2 separate regions of the Homo sapiens genome follow, and region 2 is linked to region 1. A link is a loop called in an ENCODE intact Hi-C map of the cell type or tissue named here. Cell type or tissue: mammary epithelial cell. All regions are shown on one strand. Each heading gives the region's core, and the rest is flanking DNA. Links, peaks and the distances in the headings are about the cores only. Region 1 overlaps CDC45 (cell division cycle 45). Region 2 holds the start of LINC00895 (long intergenic non-protein coding RNA 895).

Region 1 (9,007 bases), core at 990-8,989:
ACTGGCAAATGAGGAGGCTCATCTTTGAACACAGCCTAGAGGACGTCAAGGCCCATGCTCTGTCCCTAGTTTATCTTTGACATTACCTGGTTGATAGAACACATGTCATCTGTCATCATTTTACTGGTTAGTTCAGCGGCAAAAGAAAAGTTCAACTTCCTGTTAGCACATTTTGTTTGAAATAGCCCCCGGCATAAACTCTCATCCTCGAAGCAGAGGAGGACTTCAATTATTGACATGTCACATCTGGGAGGAGCCCCATGTCGGCTAGGTGAGGACCCCTGCCCTAAAGCCAGCCAAGTTAGGAGTGTGTTCCACGCCAACGCAAAGAGGGGGTTAGGCCACACAGAAGACAAAGCCAGGCACAGGAAATCAGCTTAGTGGACAAGCTGTTGCTGGGAAGCCAGTCGGTGCTACAACCATCCCGCTTTCCCTGACCTGCAACAATAGGACACAAGCCCCAGCCCTGTTCACTCTGCAAGGGCCCCTCCCTACTTGTCTGAGTGACTTAGACAGCCAGTGATGAATCAGAGCTTGAGAGAACTGGAAGGTTCCTAGGGGTCAGCTGAGAAAAAGACAGCTCAGAAAAAGTAATGGATGTGCCTAGACCTTGCAGCTGGTCAACAGCCACAGGCACCCCAAGGCCAGCATCTAACTCCCCATCCAGGGAGCTCTCCAAGCACCTGCCCTCCTGTACCCACAGCACCCGCCTGGCCCCTCACCGAACACACAAAGGACTTGAGCAGGTGTTTGCTGAGCAGGCTTAGGGATGCCGGCCTAGAGAACAGCATGACATCTGGAGTGCCCTGCGGAGGCGAGACAGATGGTCAGACGAAGCCACTGGTGCTGTGACCAGGCGCCTGTGCTCTGTGGGAAGCCTGACCTCCATGAGAGAGCAGTACAGGAAAGGCCCCTGGGAGATGACGAGGTTGGTGCAAAGGCAGCTGGCAATGGTCTGCTGGGTGGCTCGCAGCTGCTTCTTGGCGAGTTCCAGGCCATGGTACAGCTTGTCCAGGTTACTCCTGTAACAGGGCAGACACATGGCTTTGGTGGTGCTTGTCAGGAACTCTTGGTAAAATACCAAAGTCACAAATAGTTTGCTTGGTTCCTGGTTCAGGAAGAGGTTTGGGGGTAAGAATTTATCTTCTTTCCCTCCTGAGTTGTCTTTCACATGAAAGGAAAGAATTTTTTAAAATGTATAAACCCACAGTAATGCAAATGAGAGGTGGAGCGGGTGCAAGTATCAGAAGACAGGAAACTAAAAGCCAACAAAGGGAAGATCCTGAAGGCCCAGGAGGACTCTGACACAGGGGAGGCTTGGGCAAGGGCTGGAGGTTGGACAAGGGATCCCCTCAAACCCAACAGATAGATTTTTACTCTTCCCCACAAAAAGGGAGGCTCCCCTCTGAGTATATGAAATGTACCATCTGTGAATAAGTAGAATCCTCAAGCAAAGCCTCTGGGCCCTACAGTGGGGAGTCCCAAAGTGTCACAGTTGGCTCCTGCCTGCTAAGGTGAAACGATGTCTTATGACCAGTGAGCTGTGCCCAGATACCCATGGCCCAGCCAAGGGTCCACAATCCCGTTCTTGAATATGAAAGACATCAGACCATTTGAGAAATGCCTATGGCCTAAAAAAATAACCCTGAAGAAACAGATAATTTGGAGAACTAAAGAAAGTTAAACTGAACTCTAATTAGTATCTTCAGAGAGATGTGTGCAACTCTTACATTCCTAAACCAAGAACAGGATGCTATGAAAAAGGAAGAGTTAAAAACTAGGAAATGTTGATGGAAATTAAAACAGTTGCAAAAGATAAAACATCCACTCCAAGTCTGGAGTCAAGAAAAACTTCCTCAACATAGATAACAAGACAAAGCTATGGAAAATGTAAGGCAAAAAAATAAGACAGAGCATCGTCATTCCAGGAAGCCTGAAAAGCAAGAATAAAAAACACGGATGTTTTCTGTGGGGGGAATAGTAAAGAAATAGTAAAATAAAGATATTGTCAGATATATAAGAACTCAGAAAGTTTATCTCACATGCGCCCTTTCTTTGAATGTTACTTAAGAACTGTGCTCTAATTTAATGAGGGAGTAAATGAAACAAAGATGAAGATCCCAAGAAACATTGGACTAAACTAAGAGGCACAGCCAAGATTTGGACATCCATGGGGACAGTGGAAAGCAGGTCTAGAGAGCTGTAGGTCCAGGCTGTGGTGGGAAGACAGAACCCCAGACTCTCCAGCAAAAAGGGGCTCACAGAAAAACAGCTGGAAGGAGTTTGGAGGAGAAAAAAATGGATGTGATAAAGGAGGCAATTAAAAACAGCAGGAAAAACAAAGAGCCGTGCCAGATAGTAATCTATTACTACACATGATTGTCTCTGGAATAGTTTATTAGCACAATAAAGTAAAACTATTTGTTTACTTTCAACTTTTAAAATCAACCTGTAACCAAAGATAAGACAATTTATATCTTTTTCTCTAACCCAAGATTGTTATCAGTCTTGAAAACGTAAAAGCACAAATTTCAGAAAGTACTGAGCAGCACTGAAGAGCAAAGTAAGGCTGTTTCTACACCTTGGACATTTGTCCCCTCAAAACCTCATGTTGAAATCTGATCCAAGATCTTCGAGGTGGGGTCTAGTGGGAAGTGTTGGGTCATGGGTGCAGACCCCTCATGAATAGATGAATGCTCTCCCTGGGGCTAGGGGGTGTAAGTGAGTTCTTACTCTATTAGTTCCCGTGACGGTTGTTAAAAAGAGCCTAGTACCTTCCTCCTCTCTCTTCCTTCCTCCATTGCCACATGGTCTCTGCACCCACCAGCTCCCCTTCTGCCATGAGTGGAAGCAGCCTGAGGCCCTCACCAGATGCAGATGCCCAATCTTGAGCATTCCAGCCATCAGAATTATGAGGCAAATAAACCTTTTCTCTTTATAAATTACTCAGCCTCAGGTATTCCTTTATAGCAACACAAAATGGACTAAGAGTGTTTTAAATATCCTTTTCTTACAAAGTAGGGAGACGAGATACTAGTGATGAAAGAAGACATAAATATGTTAAAGTTACAAAGAAGTTAAAAATAGTGGCAAAACTGTACCAACAGGAGGGAAGGTGGACAAGAGTGGGATAAATGCTCCTTTGTCATAGCAGGAAGTTGGTAGACAATGTCTAAAGCCTACCCATCAATGCTGGGATGATGGCAGCAACAGTGGTAAAATAGTTTTTGGATTTTCCCAAATTTCTAGATAAAAGTAGAGCAACTAGATTGCAAAACCAAAAACCTAGGACCCACATTTGCAACAAATTAAGAGAACAAGGGAACACTTCAAACCCCAAAGTGTAAGCAGGTAAAAAGAGACCATGAACAGCCAGACAGGTATACTATCTACATCAGTGCGAGAGAAAGCCAAGAGGTAGTGAGACCTAAGAAGACTTAAAACTCCAGGCAACTGGAGAGCAGCGGCCCAAACTGAGAGTTTTGCCCTATGCAAGAGCAGGTGAGTGCAGTGGGCCAAGGGAAAGTTTAAGGAGCCTCCCTGGAGTGCAAGGAGTCCTGGTAATGAGCAAGGGGTCCTGTTAAACAGCAAGGGAGCCTGGTAAAGTATAAGGGGGCATGGTAAAGAGCAAGGGGCCTTGCTGAAGTGTAAGGAGACTATAGTAAAGAGTAAGGGGCCCAGCCTGACCAACATGTCTCTACAAAAAATACAAAAATTAGCCAGGTGCAGTGGCACATGCCTGTAGTCCCAGCTACCTGGGAGGCAGAGGTTGCAGTGAGTGGAAATCATGCCACTGCATGCCAGCTTAAGTGACAGAGTAAGACCCTGTCTCAAAAAAAAAAAAAAAAAAAACCTCCAGTGAATCATACTCCTAATGTAAGGGCTAAAACTATTAAAGTGTTAGTAGAAAAAATAATGTGAAATCTTCATGACCTTGGGTTAGGCAATGGTTTCTTAGATATGACACCAAAAGCACAAGAAACAAAAGAAAAAGTAGGTAACTTAAATGTCATCAAAATTAACAAATCTTATACTTCACAGGACACTGCCAAAGTGAAAAGTCAGCCTACAGAATGGGAGAAAATACTTGCAAATTACTTATCTGATAAGGGATTTGTATGTAGAATATATAAAAGTTTTAGGCTGGGCACGGTGGTTCATACCTATAATCCCAGTGCTTTGGGAGGCCAAGGCTGGAAGACTGCTTGAGCCCAGGAGTTTGAGACCAGCCTGAGCAACATGGTAAGATCTCATCTCTACTAAAAATTTAAAAATTAGCAGGTGTGGTAGCTCATGCCTGTAATCCCACCTATTCAGGAGGCTGAGGTGGGAGGATGGCTTGAGCCAAGGAGTTTGAGGCTGCAGTGAGCCATGACTGCACCACTGCACTCCAGCTTGAGCAACAGAGTGACACCCTGTCTCAAAAAAAAAAAAAAAAAAAGACAAAGGACTTGAATAGACAATTCTCCTAACAAGATACACAAATGACCAATAAGCACATGAGAAGATGCTCAACACTATTAGTCATCAGTAAAATGCAAATCAAAACCATAACGAGATACCACTTCATACTCACTAGGATGAATGTAATCCAAAAGATGGACAATAACAAGTGTCGGTGAGGATGTGAAGAAATTGAAACCCTCCCTCCTGGTGGGAATGTAAAATGGTGCAGCTGCTGTGGAAAAGTCTGGCAGTTCCTCAAAAATCTGGCAGTTCCTTGAAACCTAGTGTTACCATGTCACCCAGCATTTCCACATGTAGGTATATAACCAAAAGAAACAAAGACATGACTACACAAAAACTTGTACATGCAAGTTCACAGCAGCATTAGTCATAATTGTCAATAGGTGGAAACAAACCACATGCCCATCAACTTATGAATGGATAAATGAAATAGAATATATCCATCCAATGGAATATTATTTATAATAAAAAGACACTGGCCGGGCATGGTGGCTGATGCCTGTAATCCCAGCACTTTGGGAGGCCGAGGCAGGTGGATCAAGAGGTCAGGAGTTCAAGACCAGCCTGAACAACACGGTGAAACCCCGTCTCTATTAAAACTACAAAAATTAGCCAGGCTTGGTGGCATGCGTTTGTAATCCCAGCTACTCGGTAGGCTGAGGCAGGAGAATTGCTTGAACCCAGGAGGCGAAGGTTGCAGTGAGCCGAGAGCGTGCCACTGGACTACAGCCTGAGCGAGAGTGAGACTCTGTCTCAGGTGGCGGACGAGGGAAAAGACATATAATCCCGATACATCCTACAATATAGATGAGCCTTGCAAATATGATGCTAAGTGAAGAACCCGGTCACAAAGAACCATATCTTATATGATCCCATTTGTATGAAATGCTCAGAACAGCCAATTCATAAAGACAAAAGGGAGACTGGTGGTTGCCAGAGGCTGGGAGGATCTCTCTGGGGCAACAAAAATGCTCTAAAATTAGATAGTGGTGATTGCTGCACAACCTTGCAAAACCTAACTGCAACCTACTAAAAGTCATTGCAGGCTGGGCACAGTGGCTCATGCCTGTTCCTCCCAGCACTTTGGGAGGCTGAGGTGAAAGGATTGCTTGAGCCTAGGAATTTGAGACCAGTCTGGGCCACATAGTGATACATCTTTACAAAAATTTTTAAAATTAGCAAGGCGTGGTGGCATGCACCTGTTGTCCCAGCTACTCAAGAGGCTGAGGTAGGAAGATTGCTTGAGACTGGGAGGTCAAGGCTGCTGTGAGCTATGATCATGCCATTGCATTCCACCCTGGGCAACAGAGCGAGACCCTGTCTCTAAAAAAATAACAATAAAATAAATAAAAGCCATCACATTGTACATTTTAAATGGGTGAATTGTATGGCATGCAAATTGTATCTCAATAAAGCAGTGGAAAAAAAAGTGTGCTTGGGAGCAGAACCAGGAAATCCCAGAAAGCAGGCCCCCATATATACATATGCATCTTTACCACTGCACAAAAGCAACAGAAGTGGCAGCTCTGTGAAGCCAGAAAAGCTGTCTGAATCATGCCTCCTCCTCCTAAAAAGTCAGGGAAATGAAATTTATACATAAAAAGCATGAGAGAAGTAGCAAAGTCAAATCCCCTCAAAGTCACTATTAGAAAAAAAGAGAATAAGGGACAGAATAACACCTCTCTGGATAATGAAAGTACACTAATGTGAAAGTTGCAGATCCCAGGATGAAATCACTTTTTGACAGGCCCAAACAAATTAAAGCTGGGAAAGCACCAAGGAGAGCTCCTGCTTGCATGTCTGGAATAAAGACTCAAAGACTTTCTAAATAACCCCACAAGAAATCCCTTCTTTAGGACTGCAACAATTCAGATAAGATGCTCTTAAAATATAACACTTGCCCAGTAATGCATCTTCACCACTGAACTGACGCCAACTCTGGCTCTGAGTCTCTGAAACCAATGAATTGTTTCCAAGCTAGCTTTCGTGAACTTCTCCTTTTGCCAATAAAAGTGTCCCCTTAGCCTCCTCTCTTTGGATGCATATTTGGCTTGCCATAGCTGTGCATCGCAGACACTATAATCCTCTTTTCTAATTCCCAAATAAATTCAGTGTATTTGGAGATATTTTTCTCTGATGTCTTTAGTCTGACACTAGACAGACATGCTAAAAAAAAGATCCAAATTGTCACATTCCATTTCAAAACAAGCGAAAAGACATGGAAAAATATAGGACATCTCAGGAAGTGAGATAAGAAAGAATTGGAAAATTAAAAAATTGAGAAATGACAACTATAAGATTAAACACAAGAACGAATATACATAACAAATAATGCCTTTTGTTAAGAGATACAAAAGGTAAAAAAAGAGAAAATTTTAAAAATCAAAAAGAAAAAAAAGCCAAAAAAGATTCAAGAGAAAGTGACAAATACTGAAGAGGGGCAGGTAATGTGTCAGGTGCACACCACACTGGCACTGTGATTCCAGTTCACCCAAGCAGTTTCTGCAGGACACAGTCACTCCCACAGCCCTGGGGTCCCCGTAACTGACCTCCCTGGGCAGTGTGAGAACCAGTGGTGGCCCCATGAGGCAAACCCACAGCCCTCCTGCTACCTGGAGAGGCTGTCCAGAGCCTGGATGAAGTGATCTGTCCCTGAGCCATCCTTCTCGGGGCTCTCCATCAAAGACATGGTGGCAAAGACCACGTCGCTGGCCAGAAACTTGTGCTTGAACCCAAAATGAATGCTGAAAGTCTGCACGCGCATGTCCTTCATCCTGTCATGGGAGCAAACACAGCTGTCACCCTCAAATTGTGGGCAAGCTCTCACTGCCAGGCAGGCCAACAGATGTGCTAATGTCCCTCACAGGCCCAAGTCAATGCTTCCAGCACAGCCATGCTGCTCAGAGGATGAGGCAGGTCAGAACGTCCAGACATACCAGCCCTGCAGCCCAGAGTGGCCGGGTGCCTTCTTGTCAACAGCTTTATGGCTGGCTTAGGGGGTGTGTGGGGTCCTCTCTCACACCTTAGCATGCCAGCTGGCTGGGGTGGGAGAAGCCAGGGGCCTCCAGGAGTGCCCATGGACTTGGTCGGGCAGAGTTCACCTGAACCTGGCCCTGTGGCCCATTTGCTGTCTCCAGTGAAACAGACTGGGGTCGACCTCACAGGTCCCACAGCAGCCCTAGGATCCAAGGATCCTAGGATCCTAAACCTCACAAGCTTGAAGAAGTCTTATTTTTAACCCAAAAAGAACTCAAGACTTCAGGAATGGCCAGACTCAGATAACACTCATTTGTACATTCTCGGGTTGTTGTTTTTTTTGCATTATTTTAGGAGCACGTTGGTTTTTTTTGCATTATTTTAGGAGCACAGTTAAAGTAGAACCCTTCACTTTAATGAACCTGGATGTAATGAAGATAAATCCAGAAAAATGTGTGTTTACCCAAATTTATTTGCAGACTCTTCAATCATTTCCCGCAAATTCTCCTTCAAGGAGATGTCCATGGCCTGGAACTTCTGCTTCACCTGCTTCAGGGGAAGACTGGAAAGAGCAAGCCCAAGCCACATGAGTGAGGTCACCACACACCGACAGGGTGGAAAGAAACCCAAACCAAGGGCAAGCGAGGATGTCCCCGCACCAGCATTCAGAAGATATTCTGGGATCTAGGGCAAGGAGCTTATGGCAGAACAGGCTGCATTTTATAACTAAGTTGGTCACAACAAAGCAGAGGGGCTTTTCCCTTGGGGGTGGCCAGGGCTGGCACTGCAGAGGCCCAGGCAGTCACTCACCCCATGTCTGCAAGGAACTCCTGGAGCCGCTTCTGTCCATGCACAGACCACAGCTTGAACCTGGCTGCGGTATAGCTGGTGTTGCACAGGCTGTCATGGAGGGACCAGTGCTGGTAGAGCACCAGGCGGAGGCTGGGCCTGCAGTCAAGGAGCATGCAAGCACCCACTGGCCGCCCTGAGCACTCTCGTAACTCCAGCAGGTGGGCCACTCTGATGGCGGGGCCCTTTCTCACCAGGCCTGCCTGCAAAACCAGGTATCCCAAGAGTGACCTGGAGCCCTTTGACCTTCTTAGCTTAAGCTGACCCATACAGAGAGCCTGTGAAGTGACAGGCATAGACCACCATCCGTCTGACAGGCAGAGAATCTGGAGCACAGGGGTCTGCAAAGTCCAGGTGCTGTGGTCACATGGAGCAGTCATGGCCACACATGACGTAGGAGGCTGGGCGTCACCAGCTTGTCGTCCTGCACCTCCTGCTCCACCTAGCCCAGCCCTCCCTACAACCCATTCCTCCGGAGAGCCCTCCACTGGGACCCCATCCACGAAGCGCCCCCATCCTCAGCCCTTTTTTCGTTTTTTTTTTTTGAGACGGAGTCTCGCTCTGTCGCCCAGGCTGGAGTGCAGTGGCACGATCTCGGCTCGCTGCAAGCTCCACCTTCTGGATTCACGCCATTCTCCTGCCTCAGCCTCCCGAATAGCTGGGACTATAGGCACCCGCCACCATGCCTGGCTGATTTTTTGTATTTTTCGTAGAA
Region 2 (9,727 bases), core at 735-8,734, 57 kb before region 1:
GCTACTTGGGAGGCTGAGGCAGGAGAATTGCTTGAACCCAGCAGGCGGAGGTTGCAGTAAGCCTATATCATACCACTGCACTCCAGCCTGGCGACAGAGTGAGACTCCATCTAAAAAAAAAATCAAAAAACAAAATAAAACCTCTTATTTTGAAAATGTTCAAATATACACAGAAGTATAGAGAGAAGAGTAGAATGGATGCCCATGTGCCCAGCATCCAGCCTCAGGAACTACCAGCCTCCTGCTGTTTTATTTTCTCTATCCATCCTTCACATCTTTTTTTTTTCTCGTTTTACTCACAAATACTTAAGTATGTAAGTAGATACACTTCACCCACATAATAGAGAATACTCTATACATGTATTCATGGGTCAAAGGGGTCCCTGAGATACACACAATTCATACTCATCCCTCTGAACACTGCAAGCGTCGTGTGGAGCCATTTGCTTTCCCACACACTCGCTTTCTGCCGCAGCAAGGCTGGACCCTGCTGGAGTGGTGATGTGCAGGAACTGCCTCATAGCTCAGGTGGTAAAGTTATTTGGCTGGGAACTGAGTCTCTCCCCACATGCTGTCACACCCTTCCCGGCCCTGACAAACACAAAGAGATGCATCCCATTGAGTCACCCACTTGGCTGAACCGTGTACCTGGTAACCTCCTTGGGAGGTTCTTTGGAGGGTATTTTTCTCCTCTACACAAAGCATGCCTGCGAAGTAAGCTGAGAATGACAAAAACAGGAAAGCCCAATCTTGCAGAGACAGAGGGGCCAAGGCCTGCATGATAATGCGGCCCAAATTCATAGCTCAGACCCAAAAGAAAACAAATGTTCCATTCTTTCTGTGTCCACCTCTAAACTAAGCAATACAGTGAGGGCAGTAAATTGCAATTACAAGTAAGAACTTTAGCAGTTGCTGATCATAAAATGAAAAGGGACAAATATGTTTATCCTTAACAGGGTCACAAATAATTCCACAGCTGTTAATTTTGGCAGCCACGACTCTGCAGGCAGTATGGGCTCATGGTATACTATCTTCATTGTCACCTCGGACAAAGATCCTGTTGGCCAAAGGCACACAGGCATCTTCAGGAAAACTAGATTTAAATGGTAAGATTAAAAAACACAGTCATTATTTAAAAGCACAAGAAAGGTTTCTTTTTTAAAGTTCACTAACAAATCCAGAGAGTGATGAAAGCCAATGCTTTATCCACTTATCAACACAGATCACATGACTGCTTTCAGATGACTCACTTGGCCAGATTTACTGACCAGGACCCTGCACAAAATACTACAGAGAAGACCAACGTTGACAGAGGATGTCTATGTCCTGTGTTCTGCCCACATGAAACCAGCTACCTCCAACCCTCCCTGTCCCTCCTCCAAGGGGTGTGTCTCCGAGTCCCCCGAATCAGTCACCTGTGCTCCATCTCCACCACCATCAGACCTGAGACTCTCAAAGGTCAGAGACGGGCAAGCAGCAGCCACTCAGTGAGAGAGGGAAAGGGATGGCAGGCAGGCCCCAGCCTCAGACTAAGCCAGCATTGGAGAAACTCAAAGGTGTTCAGGTTACTGTCACTTATTTTTCAGAAAAACAAAATAGGATTTAGAAAAGCTATCATCTGTGCACATACCAAATCATTCTTCATGAGCAGAGTTTTCACCCCAATCACCACCCTGACTGTGCCCTCCTCTGCTCGCTGTGAGATGCCATCTCAAACAGCTCCCAAATGGCCCTTCCTAGGACAAACACAAGCCTCAGCTCAGACAAACAGGGCTGCACAATGTGCGTGTTCCCTCAACTTCTCCAGCAAATGCTCACTTCAGTTAAATTGAGGAGAAAAGCTGCTCCTAACTGAGCAGCAAGAAGGGAAAGATAAGGCGTGCAAAAACAGTATCACATCTGAAAAGTTACCCTCCACCTTACCCCAGCCTTACCCTAACTTTACCTCACCTTACTCCAACTGTAGGCCACCCTACCCCAACCTTACCCCACTTTACCCCAACCTTGTTCTATCTTATCCCAGCATTATCCCACCTTACCCCACTTTACCCCAACCTTGCTCTATCTTATCCCAGCCTTACCCCACCTTACCCCATCCTTACTCCAACTTTACCCCAACCTTTCTCTATCTTATCCCAGCCTTACCCCACATTACCCCACTTTACCCCAACCTTGCTCTATCTTATCCCAGCCTTACCCCACCTTACCCCATCCTTACTCCAACTTTACCCCAACCTTACTCCAACCTTACCCCAAGCTTACCCCACTTTACCCCAACCTTGCTCTATCTTATCCCAGCCTTACCCCACCTTACCCCATCCTTACTCCAACTTTACCCCAACCTTTCTCTATCTTATCCCAGCCTTACCCCACATTACCCCACTTTACCCCAACCTTGCTCTATCTTATCCCAGCCTTACCCCACCTTACCCCATCCTTACTCCAACTTTACCCCAACCTTACTCCAACCTTACCCCAAGCTTACCCCCACTTTACCCCAAGCTTACTCCAACCTTACCCCCTTACTCATCTTACTCCAACCTTACCCCAACTTTGCCAAACCTTACTTCATCTTAGCCCACCTTACCCCAACCTTACTCCGCCTTACCTCAACCTTATCCCACCTTACCCTAACCTTATTTTACCTTACCCCAACTTTAGCCACCGTATACCAACCTTACTCCACCCTTAACCTCATCCTTACTCCATCCTACTCCACCTTGCTCCAACCTTACTTTCAGTAAAATGGCAATGATAATCATATCTAACTCATGGGGATGTTGTGAAAATCAAATGAGAAAATACATATGAAGCACTCAATAAATATTAACTATTTTAATTAGCCTTTGAAGATTTTAAATTTGGTGAAAATTTATAAACAAAAACTCCATGTTTATTTGTAAATTAAATCAGAGTAAACCGTTATTGTTACTTCACTTAAAACATTAATTTGCTATTTATTTATTAAGATGGAGTCTCGCTCTGTGACCTAGGCTGGAGTGCAGTGGCACGATCTCAACTCGATGTAGCTTCCGCTTCAGTAGCTGGGACTACTGGCGTGTGCCACCACACCTGGCTAATTTTTTTGTGTTTTTAGTAGAGACAGGGTTTCATATATTGGCCAGGCTAGTCTCAAACTCCTGACCTCAAGTGATCCGCCTACCTCGGCCTCCCAAAGTGCTGGGATTACAGGCATGAGCCACTGTGTGGGCTTAATTTGCTATTCACATGGATCTGGCTGGAGCAATTAAACACCTCTGAGATGAAGCTCAGATAGCCAAGGAAAAGGCAGAGTCCTTCTGGCCACAGTGTAGTCTCTGGCAAGAAGCTAATTCCACCAGGCCTTCATCTTCTCAACCATAAACAAGGGGTGTGGTTGTTTATGGTTGAGAACAAAGTGAATGTTGTCAAAGGGGTGTGTATTCTGAAGAGTAGTTATAAGGCATACCAACAACCGCTGTTCTTCTCTTGTGCAGCTAGTGAGTGCAGAATATATGCCCCTTTGATAACACTCATTTTGTGCTGAGAGCACCACTCAGCAGAGGAGGAGGCTCCAGGCTCCAGGCAGAGCTGTACAGCGGTATGAGGAGGCCAGTTCCAGCCCTGGGTCCTCCCATGAGACCCTGGGATCTTGGATGCACCTGGCTGAACACTTACCACCAGCTCCCTCTATCCACACAAACACTGACACACAGGAAATCCCCAGATGTTATGACACCAGTGCAAGAGCTTAGAGGGCCTATTCTCGAACTGCCACTTAATGATGGTTTGGCCAAACAGGATACATGCCAGCCCCTGGCTCCTGCCAGCCAGCACAAGGTGACCCTGCAGCCTACTCTTGCCTTGCAACTGGAAAAGTCTCTCTCTCTCTCTCTCTGCTCATCTCCCTCTTTTCTGGGAGTGTTAATATGGATGATAGTCAAATCTGTTCTAATTGGGCCCTTGATTTTTAGCTCAACCCATATTTCCTGTGTATTTTCTGCTGAGGCCATCCAGCTGAATCCCTGGCACCCAGAACACCAACAGATACTCAGTAAATACTCGTTGAGTGAATCACTCCAACATTATGAGGTAGGTCTTGTCATCCACATTCTGCAATATGAGGCAAATCGCCAAGGCTAAGTGAACTGGTCAAGATGACTTGGCTAGTAAATTGCCATTAGGTACCTCCATGGAGATGCTCCCCAGGCCTCATGCACCTGGTGTGCAGCACTGACCTCACCTCAGCCCTCCCTCCTCATCCTGCACTTCCCCACCCCACCATCCCCCAGCCCACTCTCCTTCCTGAACTCCCTGTGTCAGCTCCAGCTTCCACTCTCTTTCACCAGCACTTCCTACAGCCACCTCTCGCTCCTAGCTTCTCGCCTTTACAACCGTTCTCCACGAGGCACCAGGGCAAGCTGCCCTAAACCCAAATCTGACCAGGCCCTTCTCTGCCTAAGGCTCTGCAATGGCTCCCCACCCTCTAGAGAATAAAAGTCAAGCTCCGGTTTTACACTCCAGCATCTGCTTCTAGTTCTCCAAACACATCACAAACTCCCTGGCCTTCCTGCTTGCGTTCCTACTGTACCTAGGGGACCCATCTCACACTGCCTGTGAACTCCCATTTCTGCCAAGCTCAGGTCCCACTTCTCTAGGAAGCCCCCCTGCCCTCACCCCTAGGTCCAGGTCAGGCAGGGACAGCTGTAATCCTCAACATCACAGGGTATAGATACAATTACCTAGTTATGTGTCCACCTGCCCTATTCAAGTAGAAGCACCTGAGGGCAGAGACTAGGTCTTTTTTGATCTTTGGATGCTGAGTGCCTGGCACAAGGTCTGCACTTGGTGGACACTTCAGTGTCTTAATGATTCAATTCACCCAGTTTTCCAAACCTAGGCATCATCTTAGTTTCTGCTCTAATCGGGAGCCTGTCAATTACTCTGCCCAAAATCTCTCTGGAATCCTTCTTTCTCCCTCCCCACTGCACTCCTGAGCTCAGGCCCTCATTATTCCCTGGACTGAGACTAACTTCCTTCCTCCGAAATCCCCTTTGTATAATTACAATTCCTGTCTGGTTCCTGTAAGTCACTTTACTGAAACACACATCTTATGTAAATTCCACGCCTAAAGACCCTCTGCAGCGTTTCAGGACCTGCAGATGAAGGGGGCTTTCAAGACACTCCCCATGCCTTTCCCACCTCCCGCTCCAAGCCCACCTCTTGCCTCCCTACGAGCCCAACACCGCTCTAGCGATCATTCCCAGAACTCTCTAGACACATCTATGCCCTATGCAGGCTTTCAGGCACCTGCTGTGCCAGGATGCTCCTAGGGCCATCTCTCGTCTCGGCCATCTCCCGTCTTATCCTTCAAGTTCTGGTTCAGAGGTCATCTACTTGACGAAACCTGAGCTGCCCCCTCCTCCCACTCAGAACTCATCCCCTGCCTCTCCTCTCTGACCCCAGGCACTTTCACCGCCACTCCTTACACCACAAGGTCCCTGCCCCACCTTCCTGGCACCAGGCTGCAGCACCCAACGCAAGCGCGTGCAACCAGTCATTAAGCGGCCGCCCCGTTTCCTTCCATTTAACCTTGCTGCGTCGAACATATCGTGCACCCTCTTCATCTCAACAATGGGAAGAAAGAGTTCCAGGGCTATGACGTGCCTGGCCCAAAGCCACGCTGTGGGGCAGAGCTGGGACCTAGGCCTTCTAATTGGAAATCTTATTTATGCGCAGCACTGAATGCGCGGGTCGGCAGTGAGGACCCCAGGGGTCCGGGGTTGAGGGGGCCGTGCCAGCTGCTTCCGCACCATGGCCACCCTGCTCATGAGGACTCAAGTCCGTGCATTTGCTGAAATTTGGTCTCCTTCCACTCTCGGTTGACTAGAACCATTCTCTCCTTCCCGCAGCTGATACGAGAACTTGGGGGGCAGTTGCTGTCTAGTGATCCCCACGTCGGAGCGGAAGCCCGCGGCGCCACACACGCACCACGCACGCCTCGCACATGCGCAGCCCTCGCTCTCGCACGCAACTCGTGGCCACCTAGCCTAGAGGCGGCTGCCAAGCGTCCTGGCTGAGGGATGGCGGGACCCCAGGCGGCTGGAGTGGAGAAAGTTGACCGCCCCCGTCTTTTCTGCCCCGTGGGTGGCTACTGCGTGCCCCCAAGTAACCCAGAGGTTGAGGGCCCCCCAGTGCGCGGCGGCCGGGGGTCAGGATGCGGGACTCCCCTCCACCGCCATGATCTCGCAGTGTGGGGGAGCGCTCGGGGACAGAAATGAGGCCCGAGATGTGTGCCTTCTCCTTGCTCCTGACCGCTGACTTCGTTATTCCAAATACGCAGCCGAAACCATCGCTCTTGCAGGTGCAGCTTTTCTCTGCCTCTCCTATGTGGAAAGCAGCGCAGCGTGGACTCCAGCCAAACTCCCTCGATTGGATTGCAGCTCTCTGGCTCTCTGTCCCTGTGACCTTGGGCAGTTTACCTCCTCTATGTCTCAGTTTCCTCAGCTGTGCAAAGGGGTTACTGATCCTGCTTAATGGGGTGGGTTGTTGTGAAGAGGAAATGAGTTAACATAAGTAGAGAAAGAGACTGGTGCCTGGCAAGCACTATGTGAGTGTTTTGATGTTATTATTGCTGTTTTTATTAGAGCTGTGTGTAACGGGACGTTTAATGAGCCTTTTCCTGTTACCCTGGAATTAGTGAGTCAGGGCACAAAGGTGAGTACCCAGAGGCATTCAGTATCCCACACTGTAAAGGCAGCACAACATGGCAGCACCCAGAGCTTATTGTTAGAGGGCTGAAGAGCCAGCCCTGCCATTCTGAACCACCACCACCCTACCCTCAGGCTTACATAACTGGACAACGGGGGAGGGATGGGGCGGGAGGAAGGGTAAGAGTTTCCCTAAGCAGCTTCCTGGGTGCAGAAATAGGGAGGGTGCGGTGCTATTACTAAAGCCAACAGGGTGTAGCTCAAAGAGAGTTACCATAATGACTTCAGATGCCTAAAAAAGAGAGGCTGGCATCTTCCCTGATTGGATGTCTGCTTGGACAGTGTGAGCTTGCTAGACTGCCTTTATACCTGGCTTTGAAGAAATCTAGAAAACTCAGAGACCTCTGGGCAAGGGTCTTCAGGGGGCTTCCCTGTCATTGCTTGTGCTGTCCAATGCCAGACCACATCCACTAGGCAAGAGGCTGTGGAGCAAACAGCAATAGGGAGTAACACTGATGGCAAAGCTAGTTGGAGTTGGGAGTGAAGGAGGTTGAGCTAGAGCTCGTTTCCCATATCAGAACACTCTATACTGAAGATACCCTGCAGAGCCTTTGGAAAAACTTACATGAACTCCCCATGAAAGAAGGTCAGTGGGGCTGGGCGCGGTGGCTCATGCCTGTAATCCCAACACTTCAGGAGGCCAAGGCGGGCAGATTACGAGGTCAGGAGTTCGAGACCAGCCTGACCAACATGGTAGAACCCCGTCTCTACTAAAAATACAAAAATTAGCCAGGCGTGGTGGCACTTGCCTGTAATCCCATCTACTCAGGAGGCTGAGGCAGGAGAATTGCTTGAACCCAGGAGGCAGAGGTTGCAGTGAGCCGAGATCACACCACTGCACTCCAGCCTGGGTGACAGAGCGAGACTCCGTCTCAAAAAAAAAAAAAAAAAAAAAAAAGGTTAGTGTACAGACTGGCCTCACAGAGATCAAAAACAGCTAGTTGGAGAACTTAAGTTACCTGATTTTAACACTTTAGGGAGGGATTAGATCATGAGGACTCCAACTTCATGAATAGATTAGTGCCCTTATAAAAGGGCCCAAAGGAACCAGCTAGCCCTTTTATGCCTTTCCATCTCTTTCACCGTGAGTACACAGTGTTCATTTCCTCAAGAGGACACAACAAGGCACCATCTTGGAAGCAGAGAGCGAGCCATCACTGGACACCAAACCTGCAGGTGCCTTGATCTTGGACTTCCCAGCCTCTATAACTGTAAGTGATGAATTTGCTGTTTACAAATTATCCAGTTTCAGGTATTTTGTTATAGCAGCACAAACAGACTAAGACACATAATTTTAAAAATTGATTAATCATACTGCATCAAATTTTAAACTTTGACCACTTCAAAAGACACTATTAGACCAGTGGTTGGTTGCCAGGGGTTGCATTTGAGGGGAGGGGATTGACTAGAAGAGGGTATAGGGAAATTTTGGGAGGGTGATGGGAAAATTCTATATCTTGATTGTAGTGGTAGAATTCGCAGAACTCTGCCTAAAAAGGGTGAGTGTTATTAAATGTAAATTATACTTCAATAAACCCAGAGAAAATTAATTTTTAATAAGACCTCATTTAGACAATGAAAGACAAGCTACAGACTAGGAGAATATCTAAACACATATCTCATAAAGTATTTCTACTCAGAATACATAAAGAACTCATTTGGCTCTATAAGAAAATTGCAAACAGGCTGAATGCAGTATCTTAGCATTTTGGGAGGCCGAGGTGGGCAGATCGCTTGAGCCCAGGAGTTTGAGACCAGCTTGGGTAACATGGCAAAACCCCATCTCTACAAAAAAAAAAACAAGTTAGCCAGGTGTGGTGGTGCATGCCTGTAGTCCCAGCTGCTCAGGAGGCTGAAGTGGGAGAGTCGCCTGAGTCCAGGAGGTAAAGGTTGCAGTGAGCTGTGATTGCACCACTGCACTCCAGCTGAGTGACAAAGTGAGACCCTGTCTCAGTAGATAGATAGATAGATAGACAGATAGGTAGATTGATTGATTGATTTACAAACAAAATAATATTTCACCAAAGAAGAAATACAATACAGATGACACATAAGTACCTGAAGGATGCTTGGCCATCATCTGTTGTTAGAGAAACACAAAACCACCAGTGAGACATCACTAAACCAGTACATGTCCACTTGAATGACCCAAATTAAAAAGACTAACAGTAGCAAGTGTTGATGAAGATGTGGAGCAACTAGAATTCTCACATATAGCAGGTAGGAATGAATGCAAAATGATTAGGCCAATTTGGAAAACATTTTGGTAATTTCTCATGAAGTTGTAACCGCTTAACCATTCAGCTCAGCAATCCTACTGCTAGGTACTTAGCCCAGAGACATAGAAACATGTCACCACAAGACTTACCTATAGCAAAATGTTCATAGAAGCATTATGAATAATAGTCAAAAAGTGGAGGCCGGGCACAGTGGCTCATGCCTGTAATCCCAGCACTTTGGGAGGCCAAGGCGGGCAGATCACCTGAGGTCAGGAGTTCGAGACCAGCCTGACCAACATGGTGAAACCCGTCTCTACTAAAAATACAAAAATTAGCCGGGCATGGTGGTGCATGCCTGTAATCCAAGATACTCAGGAGGCTGAGGCAAGAGAATCGCTTGAACCGAGGAGACAGAGGTTGCAGTGAGCCAAGATTGCACCACTGTACTCCAGCCTGGGTGACAGAGCGAGACTCCGTCTCAAACAAACAAACAAAAAGTGGAACAGGTAGATCCATACAGTGGAATAACACTTGGCAGAATAAAGGAACAGACTGCTGCTGCACACAGCAAGAAGGAGTCTCACATTTGTCAGGCTCAGCAGGAGAAGCCAGACACCAAGGGCTGCATACTGTGAAATTCTAGAAAGGCAACACTGTGGTGAGAGAAAGCAGATGAGTACTTAGGGGCTAGGTGTTGGGGGAAAGGATTGACTGCATGGAGCACAAAGTGGGCTCGGCAGTGAAAATATTTTGTATCAT

Evidence for each region. A loop is a pair of places that touch in the nucleus more often than their neighbours do. Peaks named below come from ENCODE experiments on the same cell type or tissue, not always from the same donor. Only the 100,000 strongest peaks of a DNase experiment are listed, where the experiment ranks them.
Region 2: it touches region 1 in a loop (2.3-fold over the local background); 26 of 110 quality-filtered maps call a loop at or near these places.

What each region holds. Positions count from the first base shown.
Region 1 is chr22:19,506,764-19,515,770 of GRCh38, reverse strand. It overlaps CDC45 (cell division cycle 45), which reads right to left. Exons shown (of 19, transcript NM_003504.5): 11 at 8,254-8,385; 12 at 7,907-8,005; 13 at 7,080-7,241; 14 at 884-1,022; 15 at 723-806. Among named protein-coding and RNA genes, the nearest start is that of CLDN5, 13 kb to the left of the region's middle. RefSeq lists enhancers at 287-787, 788-1,288, 8,899-9,007. In mammary epithelial cell, for the core only: a CTCF peak has its summit at 4,657; a DNase peak (open chromatin) is centred at 4,690; H3K27ac peaks cover 811 bases.
Region 2 is chr22:19,563,099-19,572,825 of GRCh38, reverse strand. It overlaps LINC00895 (long intergenic non-protein coding RNA 895), which reads left to right and starts at 5,987. Exons shown (of 1, transcript NR_024381.1): 1 at 5,987-6,696. RefSeq lists a silencer at 5,053-5,388. In mammary epithelial cell, for the core only: no CTCF peak of the experiment used is centred there; DNase peaks (open chromatin) are centred at 3,715, 4,065 and 6,735; H3K27ac peaks cover 1,335 bases.